2 separate regions of the Homo sapiens genome follow, and region 2 is linked to region 1. A link is a contact called in ENCODE Hi-C or POLR2A ChIA-PET data. All regions are on one chromosome and are shown on one strand. Each heading gives the region's core, a stretch centred on a gene start or an enhancer-like site at or near the end of the contact. The rest is flanking DNA. Distances are from core to core; before and after follow the strand shown. Region 1 overlaps EBF1 (EBF transcription factor 1). Region 2 overlaps EBF1 (EBF transcription factor 1).

What was found. A loop is a pair of places that touch in the nucleus more often than their neighbours do. ChIA-PET counts read pairs that join two places held with the same protein, here RNA polymerase II (POLR2A). Pooled maps may share reads with other maps.
Region 2: a loop to region 1 is called in a pooled map, with 2.9 times the contacts of the local background. The contact joins two enhancer-like sites. A Hi-C loop is called at or near these places in 1 of 168 maps with a recorded cell type or tissue (GM12878), 4 of 37 single-sample maps with no recorded cell type and 8 of 50 pooled maps. POLR2A ChIA-PET finds 5 or more read pairs at or near these places in 3 of 52 experiments (GM12878, activated B cell and activated T-cell).

What each region holds. Positions count from the first base shown.
Region 1 is chr5:158,872,805-158,878,442 of GRCh38, reverse strand. All of the region lies in intron 6 of EBF1 (EBF transcription factor 1), which reads left to right. Among named protein-coding and RNA genes, the nearest start is that of EBF1, 220 kb to the left of the region's middle. Within about 2 kb of position 3,027, at least 2 of the 41 ENCODE cell types and tissues checked have a DNase peak (open chromatin) inside an H3K27ac peak, as active enhancers do.
Region 2 is chr5:158,908,656-158,914,293 of GRCh38, reverse strand. The region is part of intron 6 of EBF1 (EBF transcription factor 1); the gene reads left to right. Among named protein-coding and RNA genes, the nearest start is that of EBF1, 190 kb to the left of the region's middle. RefSeq lists an enhancer at 1-340. Within about 2 kb of position 2,978, at least 2 of the 41 ENCODE cell types and tissues checked have a DNase peak (open chromatin) inside an H3K27ac peak, as active enhancers do.

The DNA.
Region 1 (5,638 bases), core at 1,778-4,277:
TATTTCCTCTTGTTACTGTTATGTGGAAGTCATAACACCAGAAACCAGTGCCTTAATTGAAGAGATACTTTTAGAGAAATGGGCACTAGCTTTGATTTGGGAGGCTCTGTGGTCACAAGTCCCTCCAATCTAACCAGTAAAGCTTTCTCTTTCCTCTCTCTCTTCCCATGCCACTTTCTCATGCTCATATACATTTTTTTCCTGCTGATAGTTATATATACAGATCTGTCCTCACTCCAAAGCAGGTCAATATTCTCATTGCTGTTCGTTGCAAAGTCATAGGTGATTTATTACTAGGGAAAATACTTTTTGGATTCTGCATTTGCATAATCAATTAGTTAGTGTTTTCTGGGTTGTCTTCTGCTTGCAAATTGATTTAAACTTCTCCCGTGAGCAGTGACAAGTTTTCTTTGGACGTGAGCACCTGACAGAGTTGCAGTTGGTTTAGGTTCCATACAGCAACATGGAGTTATGTTATTTTCCATTGTGACTCAGGAGTTGGCATATGCATTCTATTCCTTGCTGGTTTTGCAGGCACTGGAAGCTATTATTTCCAGAGCAATATATGGCGACCGGAAATGACTTCGTTCCTAATTATTCTAATGAGGCTTCCCAACCATTATTGGAAAAGGAAGCCATGGAAATTGTGCATCCTCACAAAACTTAGTACTGTCAGCATAACATTAGGTCTAAAAAGGTTTTCAAAATATAATACCAATTGGAAAGTGTGTGTGTGTGTGTGCGTTTGTAGTATTTGGTTATAAACTATTATCATAACTCAGGGTCACTAAAATGTCTCTCTAGAAAGAGAACAGCCTAACAGGAATGAAATAATTTAGTCTCTATTTTTGATGAAGCAATAATATTTTTGAACAGTCAGCTGAATGCCTTCTAAGTTGCCTGGGTGCCTAAAGGGCTTAGAAAGTTCTTCCATGGAGATAAATAAGCTGTCAATTCATGATGAAGAAAATCAAACTCATGGTGTTGATCTTGGCTGGGACGCTGGTACAAGTATGAGAGAAATTTTTGCCGAGATGTAGCATAGCCCATGTGTTAGCAGTTAGCACTCCAGTGCCATACTGTGCCTCTGCTCGCCTTTTCAAAAGGTAAACATGGCTGTCGAAATAAGGAAAAGAAAAGATTAACCCATTCAGGGGCATGCACCTAGTAAGTGACACTGTAGCTCCCTAGAGGATACAAAAAGAATAGGGGCAAGAGTCCAGAGAGTGGCTGTTATTCAGTTACTGGATTTCCTCTTCTCAGCACCTTCTCAGAGTTGGGCTTGGAACTGTGGGCTTGGAACTGTGGGAAAACTGAAGTGAATCTGGGTGCAGTAGGAAAAGGAGTTGGTGGAGATAGAGGCTTCAAGAAAATACATGCCAAAAGCCAGTTCACTTGCTCAGTTCTTTACACTTTTACAATAAAACAGGGTATTTCTCTGACTTTGTGGTCTAAAGTCATGCATATTTTGGAGCACCTAAAAGAAAACAGCAAACAGCTTACTTCTATTTGTACCAGGTTAGTGCACGAATGTAAAAAAGACCTCTAAATGTTACCCTCCTATTATGAAAATCCAAAGCTGGGCATGAGCAGAAGAAAGGGAGAGAATCATGCTATTTTTTAATTTCCTTTGTATTAATACAATCGAAAGGGGGCTATCAAAGCATAACACTGGCCTGCCCTCCAGCTGCTGCGGTAGGTGGCGTTTCACTCGGTTGCCTTGAGATTTACAAATTCTAAAGGTATTTTCATGCCTCCAAATTGAACACAAAAGGCAGGCCCATGGAACAGTGGCTCTGAACTTCTTAAACTGAATAATAGGGCAACGTGAAACTTTTTATGGAAAGATGTTGTTTTTCCTGAAGTTCTTGCAGTACAGGTTGTAGGAGCTTCCTTTTCTCTCTATGCCCTCGGAGGTCTCACAAAGCAGCAGGCTCAGTGAGACCGAAAACATCAGTGTGTCTCCCATCTAGGAAGTCTCCAGTAATAACTGGTCCATGTAATGAAAGTTTCTTCTAGCCAAGACTCAAATAGAGAATTCTGATGTAACTTCCTGAAGAGTACACTAGAGGGAAAAGGGGTCGTGGGATTGAGGGTAGAGATACATGAATCTCTCTAAGCCTCAGTTTTCGTATCCTTAAATGGAGACAATAATAATACTACCTATTAGAGGTATTGGGAGGCTAAAGGAGACAGTGCCTGCAAAGTACAGTGCCTGCTTTATTGCAAGCTCACTGTAAATACTTGAGGTTGTTACTGATTTTTGTTCCTGCTAATATTATTATATTTTATATTATTGGCCGTAGTGTTTCAACTAGTCATGTGATACCGAATATGCCATGGAACAGTTTTTTGGCCTCTAAACTTTTCGCATCCACAAAATGAAGCAGTTGGATCAGAAGATATCTAAGGTTCCTTCCTGTGCTAAGATCCTAGAGTCCTAAAGTTCCATTCTTGTTGTTGTAATGAAGTGAAAAGCACACATATTCATACCAAAAGGGTCATAAATTTAAGATTCTTCTGTGGAGGGACTGGGAAAAGTCTTTACAGTTTTAGGTTGTAATTAAGAAAGTGAATTATGCTAAAATTGACTTTAGGAAAACAATGGTGTTTTGTGTAACCACATGGATATCATCTGGGTATATGTAAATAGGAGGCAGGTAAAAATGATGAATGCTAATCTCTGTAAAATTCAAATGAATATTAACTCTTATTCAAATAGCACAAGTACATTGCACAGGGAAATCAAGACGTGAATTCATATAATTTCATTTTTTTCAGCTGTGCACATCCTTTGGTTACAGAAACAGCTCAGAACTTAGGCATTGCTCATTTCCTAATAGAGTATGACATCTGGGCTGCTACTTTTAAATATAGTAGCTTGTTTGCTCAGGCTTATGGCTCAGTAATATTTGTTTTGTCTTATGAATGTAGTGAAAGCAGGGATTACAGGTATTCCTCAAGGACTAATTAGAAATAAAAGCTTATGTATATGAGGGAAGTTTTCGGATAGGAAGTGCTCTTGCTTGAGTCATGAAGTGACACTGGTTTCAGTTTCAATTTTGATACATTGGAACTTGGTACTTTTTGTAGAGTCCATTTGGAAAGGTTAAAAAAATCACTTGGAATTATCTGCAGAAGTTCAGGTTAAAAATTGTTTGTCCTTCTTCCTCGGTTTCAAGCTCCTCTACCCTATTGACAAATTCATACCTTCATTCCTCTGTTTGGATTTTAGGAAATAAATTCAAGAAAAGAAAAATATGTAACTATCATCACTGTTTCCATAAAATAAAGGTGTTCTAGAGATCAAAGAGAGGCCTTGTCTTGGAAATACAATTTGGCCAAAACTGCCTGGTGTGTGTGTGTGTGTGTGTGTGTGTGTGTGTATGTGTGTGTGTGTGCTTGTGTGTGTTCATCTCTCCATGATTCATTCTGAGAGCTGTTTTAGCCTTCATAAAATATTCATGCTAGTTGTGCATGGTTCTATAATTGCCATCTCAGGCCTTGAATTATTTATAGGTTGTACTGTTCACATAGTCTCATTTACTGATAGAGAAGATAACACCATACAAGAGGATCCCAAACACTCTGAGGCCTGTTACTTTGCATTAAGTAGTGGAATTATATTACTGTAGGTGTAAAACACTGGCCTTTTTTTTCCTCCTCTCCCTTTAATATATCATTTTTGTATTTATAATATGCTAATTGTCAGAATGCTGTTAAGCCTCATAATTCCTGCCGAGTCTTGCAGAAATCAAGATGTGGCTGAGATGATTTAGCTCTTGATCTCAGAATGATCGTTCTAAAAAAAACCTGTCTACACACAGCGTAATTTATTGAAATGATGTATGACTTTACATGCATACCTGAGCCCTTTTGTTTTGTACTATTGATCAGTTTGTATGTCTCAGTGTTAACCAACACGTGGTTGGTTTCGGTAGACATTTACCAAGAGCCTTGCAAGCTTGCTGTCCCTAATTAAATACTGAGTCTCAATTCACTTGTGTGACAGTTTCTCTGCACCTATTTATTTTGCTTTCCTAATTCTCCTTTCCCTTTTCTGCCAACTTGATCTTTCTTCCACATAGATTATATTCTTGATATTTATTTGAGGGTAGGAACATGCTATAGGAACATACTATAGTTGTATCTCCTCTCTCTTTTTTTGGTGTTATTTAGTTGCAAAAGTCCATTTAATGTTAATAAATATCAAAAGCCAGATTCACCACAGAGTGTACTTTTCTGGTATTTCATTATCAGTATCCATGTTTAAAGAGGAAAAACAGAAAAATTCATGGCAGCTCATAATCTGCTGATATATTCTAGTTTTCTCCTCTACCAGTGGAAACTCATGAATTTTCCTCTGGCCTAGGAACTTCCAACTCTATACAAATCACTAACAAACAATCCTCCATCTCCTCTCTTTAGGCTGATCAATATTTTCTCTCTAGCCTTCTTTCCATCATACAGGTTGTGTTCCCTTATGTGTGTGATGTGAGCTTTCCCATACCTATATTAGCCAACTCGCAGCTTCTCACTGTTGATCTGCATACTGCTGGTGGTGGTACTTCTCACTGTATACCTACATACTGCTGGATGCTTTTAAGTGGTACCTGTAGGTGTCTTTAAATAGCACTGAATTAGGTGATAAGGAAATCATCTTATTTAAAATTTCTTTTAGTTTTCCTGATGAGGCCAAAGTCCTTGTTTGGTGGGAATCTGTCTTTAACACCTCCCTCACATTTGCTTCATCTTGGTTTTCAATGAGTACCCTGTGGTAGGCAACAGTATCTAGCCAAAATTTAGTAAATTTTTAAAATTTTGTTTACATTCACTTTTAATTATGTTGCTTTCTTTTATCTCAGATAAGTAGTATGGGTTTTCATTCATAGTAGGAATGGAAAGTGTCATTCAAAAATAAGTTTATTAGGGATAAAAGGAAATGAGTCAGTATACATAAAATATTAAGTGAATATTATTATAGGTAAAAATGGCAAAAACTCTGAAGGTGCTGTTATGAGTGATTGAAGTTCAGGGAACACTGTGGCAATGCCAAAATGTGGCGAATCACTCTAGAGAGCTGTGTATTCTATAGAGTCAAAGGGAATGGAAGGGTTGAGTGATGCATAAAAAGAGGATGTAGAATCTAAGATGCTAGTGGGGGTAAAGACGTGCACTTTTGGGCAATTCACTTATCTTTGTCTTTAGACAGTAAAATCCCCACTAACTAGGGTTCTGGTCAGTCGGCTTTTCTAATTGAAGGTTCACTTGTATTGATGAAAATCATTTCTAATGGCACAGGAGTCCCATTTCCACTATAGTAAGTCAGAGTTGAGGGAGAAATTGACTATCATTAATGAATGAAGGTTTTCAGGTTGTTTTAAGCCATTGTGGATCTTGTAATGTTGATTAGCAGTAAAAAAAAAAAAAAAAAAAAAAAAAAAAATTAGTGTCATTCTTGACTGAAGAGCCCTGGACAAAGGTATGGCTTTTGATAAAGCCAAAATATTAGCTTGTTTTGTTATTCAAAGGGAATGTGCTCTGGGAGATTTCTGGTCTACACCCAGGGACAGTGCCTGGCATATTGTAACAGCTTAGCACATACCCATTGTATTGAACTGAATTAATGGTATGTAGC
Region 2 (5,638 bases), core at 1,729-4,228, 36 kb before region 1:
TCATATCTCCATGATATTAATAAGCACCTTCCCTGATCCAGGTCTCGGGTAACAGGAAGGTATATTTAGCACTGCCCCCACCACCTACCTAATCTGAGATCATGAATCTGGGAGGAAAAAAAATGCATGTAAGATGAAGGTTAACAAGCTGGTGTGGTAGGAGCCACTTGGCTTTTTAAACAGCTGGTGTGTCCCAGCTCTCCCTACACCAGGCCAAGTGGAGAAAGACAGGGTGTGGCCCCACCACATCAGGTTGTTTCTGATGACTTTTGCCTCTACTCCTCAGAAATTATTGATATCTGGTCTTAATGATCTGAAGAAAGCATCTGCCAGCTCATTCATCTCCAAAAACTCACACTGAATAACTGGTTGCTCATTTAACCTGGTTTCAAGTAGACTTGTTTTTCATTTTCTGCAGTTAAACTAAAGCCTTTGTTGTTTTACGTACAGATATTTTATTTGCGGAGCATATTTATTTCAGTCTGTTGGTATAATACTCGCGCTCTCATGGCCATATGTTATTGATTGAAAAGCCTCCACGAACTCGAATTCTGAATAGGCACTGTATCCTTGGTAGGTGTCCGAGAGGCAGAGATGGAGGGCCTGCTCCCTGCCTTGCCAAACCCATACCGAGGGCCCTTTCCACTGCCCTCCCTCCTCCCAAGCAATACATAAATCACAACTGGTGCAGAGTCCAGTTAATGCTTCAGTTGTTTACACAACCTCTCCCCAAATCTCAGTGGGAGCATGCAGTACCCAGCTTTCTCCTTTTTGGGGTACAGCCATTTCTGCTGGAATCACTAGGATCGAGAAAGCAGACCACCAAAGGCTATTTCTGAAAACACTGATGGAAAATTCTCAGAAATCATTCAAGCCCACTGACGTGTGTTAAGTCAAGTGAAATGTCCCCCTGTGGAACGTCTTTTCCTCCACTTAGTTCAGCTTTAGAACCATGAAGCCCTGGTCTTAATCCTATTTCTGATGTGAGTTAATTTTCAATGCAAGTTTTAAAAAATTTAATTTCACTGATTACTTTGACATGCAATAGTAAAGTAATATAAAAGAATGCCACAAATGATTAAAGTAAAACTTAACAACATACGCATTTTAAAAATCCCAGAACTCTATTTTTGTTATGGGAAATATTAAGTTGCATAATGTGACCCAGCGGTACAGGATAATTGCTTAAGAAGCTGTATTGTACAGATATTTTGTATATTATATCCTCATGTGCAGTATTTCTGGTGATGAATTCCTCTGCAGAAAAAGGCCCTCTTGAATGGATGTTGATTATATCAGAATGTGCACCAAAAGTGATGCCAGGAATAGAAGGTGGTCCTGGATAGGCAGGCATCCTCTGGAAATGTTGAGGACAATATCTCAGGAATTGCCTTTGCGGTCAGCATCTATACTACCTGCAAGAATAACTACTAGAACCTTTTTCATGTGCTACATCTTTTTTTTTCTTGAGGCTGATAGAGAGTAGGAAGGACAGGAATACAAGTGATGTATAAAACATGGCACAGAGCTAATGAGGTGGAATTAGGCATAGTGGAGGGAACTAACCTCTCTGAGCCCCATTTATTATATCTGCAAAGTGGAGCTAACATTTGCCCTATCTTCTTCATGGAGTTGTTGTGAAGATCCTCTGAGACCCATCTGTTTTCCAAATTCTCCTGTTCGTCAGAATCGCCTGAGAGTAGTTAAAATACACATCTCCAGGCCCTTGTACCAAGGGATTCTAGTTCAGTAGGCCTGGGGTGAGGCTTGAGAATCTGTATTCTTAAATATTCTCAGGTGATTTTTATGATCCAGCAAATTTAGAAGGGACGGGTACACCGTATGTTAAGTGCTCTCCAAGATACAGTACTCTTAGGAATTAAGAGGCTTGCACAAGAAGTAATTAGAAAGTAGTTCAAGACTGCACCTATGCATATCACTCCATTTTAAATTGGGCAAAGCTCTGGATTATAGGAATTCTAAGCATCCACTACATTCTGGAACTTGAACTTTGGTGGGTAAGTCCCTGGGATCCGTAGGTGAAACTAATGGCTATGTGAAATTTGCAATGTTTGTGCAGAAATGGGAATCTTTGTGTCCACCAGGAGGATCCATGAGGAAGGGCCCTTACTCTCCTAAGACATGTGCAGCCCACACTACTTAGATGAGCCCTGAGTCAATAGCAGGTGCTTATCAACCAAATATCTAGGTCATTCTGTGAATGTTCTTTATAGTTAAATAGACTCTGGAGGTGAAACTGTCATTACTCACCCACTAAAGAAATGAACTTGGAGAAATGGAAGAGAGAGCAGTTTCTTGTCTGTGAAAGCACATGGAAATGGTGATAGAGATCAGGTATGGCTGTATTTATGAATCATTATTGATGCAGAACCACTTCATACCATGTCAGAGAAGAATAAATTGGATAACAATGGGATGACAGCATCATCTAATCTAATGTTAGTGTGACTTAATAGTTACATTTTAGCTGCCAAGTAGGGCATGTGGAGTGGGTGCTGAGATTCTCAGCTCACAGTGGTTCTAGCCAAGGATCATAACAGGAGTGGTGGGTATACTCTCCTACTCAAGGAATCCCATTCCAGGGCAAGGTGAAATGGGGTGAGTAAGGCTTTTAAGAGATGATGATTATTATGTTATGATTTGTTCCTACTGTATGCTGTCGTAGCAGAAAATGCCCTGTTGTCTGTTTGCAGTGGTAATGGATTATAGCTTGGCTTTAGATGAGATGGAAAAGAAAAATGGGTCTTCATTTCTTCCCCTCTCCACCCTGAGGATGATAGATGATTAAAAACAAAACAAAACTAAAAAAAAACCCCTCTATCCTCATGAGACATTTTTTGTTAATTGTCTCTTTGTAGCTAGTGTAGCTAGCTGTAACCAGCCAGGCTGGTTAGTGATAGAAGTAAACAGTCATGTCTCTGACCTCTGAGGGCTGACAGCTGTAGTTAGTGATACTGAGTTAGTCATAAAGCTCACAGAGGTAAATGAGCAAGCCTTGAATGTTGAAAGAGTACGCTGAAGAAGGTCTAAGCATTTTGTACAAAATGGGTGTTACATTTAGTTTTAGTATTCAGCGATTTCATGAAAGGAAGGAGATTTGCAGAGGTTCCCTGTTCAGATAGGCGACTCGTTGAGGGAAGTTTTCTAGTAGCTGCTGCAATTTCAGAAGTGTGTTCCATGACTGAAGAGATAGAAAGGAGACTATGGTACATGGGGAAGGAAATTCTCTCTGCTGGGCTCTCGGTACTCTCCCCTGACTGCCTTGCTCCCCTGCAAGGCATACACACACTGCTTTAAAATATAGGGGATTTATTTTTCTTGTGAATGTGAAACACTGAATCAGCAGGTGCTAATTGGAAATAGAGTTTTGTGGACTACTCAAGGACAGCAGTGTTTCCCTTTGGGGCCACAAACTGGACTTTATAATTTCCTATTGAATCACTGCAACAGGCTTCAGCCAGCCTTTGTTTAAGGGGTGTCCTAATACTTTCCAAGATCCTGCACCAATTATTGTGTACATCTGGAGAAGACAGGGCTCACAATCTCCAGGTTTTTCCATAAACCATAAAACCTATTTGTTCTGAGAAATACTTAAAGATTGGGGAAAAAATTACTAGGTATTTCTGAGATTAGTCTGAGGGCATACATCAATTAATTTTTTATTGAGCAAAGAAAATCACATCTACATAAAATATGTAGTTTAAAAAAATCATCTTTGCTACAGAGATTCAACATACTGGTTCTTTAGTATAGGATCTAATTTCACCAAAGTAATTGAATCTCACAGTTCTCTGAAACATTTTCAAAGATAGAGGTGTGTTTAGGATTTAATGGTGACCCACCTTCTTCAGCATATCCATATGCTGGTTTACTTCCACGAATTTCTAAGTACCATTAATGGAAATTGAATGTGCCTTTCTCTAAGGGAAATATTAACAGAAAGTTATGCTTTTGTGAGAAGGGCATTTTAATAATTTGATTCTGGTACCATCTTTTTCATCCTTGGAAGAACCACAGCTTGGTGGGTGGCCACCCTGTTTCTGATAGGAACAGTGAGTTTCCATTTTACAGATTGGGACACTGAGGACCAGAGGACAAATAAATCATTTTTGGCTAGCATTGGAGTCAGTAACAAAAATGTCAGACAAATTCCATAGCTCAATGAGGATGACAATGTCTCTTCATTTCAAATGTATGCAGTTGGGAAATTAGGAAATAATACATCTGATTGTATTAAAAATGCTAAAATCTGCTCTTCTAGTTCCAGCTCTGTTCTTTCCCCTGCATTTTTTTTTTTTTTTTTTTTTTTTTTTTTTATAGACAGAGTCTCGTTCTGTCACCAGGCTGGAGTGCAGTGGTGCAATCTCGGCTCACTGCAACCTCTGCTTCCCTGGTTCAACCTCTGCCTCCCTGGTTCGAGTGATTCTCCTGCCTCAGCCTCCTGAATAGCTGGGATTAAAGGCCTGTGCCACCACGTCCAGCTAATTTTTGTATGTTTAGTAGAGACAGGGTTTTACTATGTTGGCCAGGATGGTCTCGATCTCCTGACCTTGTGATCCTCCCGCCTCGGCCTCCCAAAGTGCTGGGATTACAGGTGTCAGCCACCGCACCCGGCCTCCCCTCCTTCTTGACCTGATCTGTAACTGTAAGAACTCTCATAATGGCCAGTGCCCCTGTCTTGGAGAGTGTTCTGTTAGAAGAGGGGTAAATTCTTCCTGAGCCAACCAATGATCAGTCATGCCTGGCAGCATGAGTTTTGATTCCCCTTAATTAAGTATGTATAACTTCAAATGATCCTAATGGTGACACAATTATCTGGTCCTCTTTAATATGCGACCAGGGTTCTTGGTCCTCTAGTTAACATGGGTTATTTTTAAACATAAGCCCTTATTGTTTGGCATTTGTTTCTGTGTCTTCTAAACCAAACCAAACCAAACCAGCCAAACAGAACCCCTCTCCAAAAAACCCCCACCAAAATCCAAACAGACAAACCAACAAAAACCACCAGCACCACCATCCTAACCTGAGTATATGTTGCCGTTCCACCAGAGAAGGAATGCAAACACTCAGTGCAGTTTGTAACACCTTCGTGCATTTCACATCTCACATTTCTGTTCTTTCTTTCTTTTTCTTTCTGTTTTCTTTTTTTTTTTTCTGCTGCCCATGAGTTTCATTTTCCCATGTGCCGTTATATTAATGTTTTTCCCTGCTGGCTTCCCAGCCCGGGGGTCACAGCTTGTGTTTCACAACACAAGACACCCAACCATAAATCTCCTTTAAATAATACAGACGGCAGGAGGGGCACTGTTGAGAGCCAGTCGGTCTGAACAAAGTGGCATTGATGCATGGCAAGCGGAGCAGCTTGACCACAGCCCGGCTGGACAGGTAGAGTGTGGAGCAGCCTTTATTCAAGGGGAGGAAGGCATGTGCTCTGCATGGCTCCAAAGAGCCAACCCGTCCTGGTTCTCAGTATGAGTTGGCTGCCAATCACCGAGGTTTCCAGAGAATAATCACGCCACCTCTTCCTGGCTCCAGTTGGAACACCCAATTAACATAATTTGTGTTTGGAGGTGCAAACGCATCTCCTCCATTATAAATCTACATTTCTTGAGGCCTC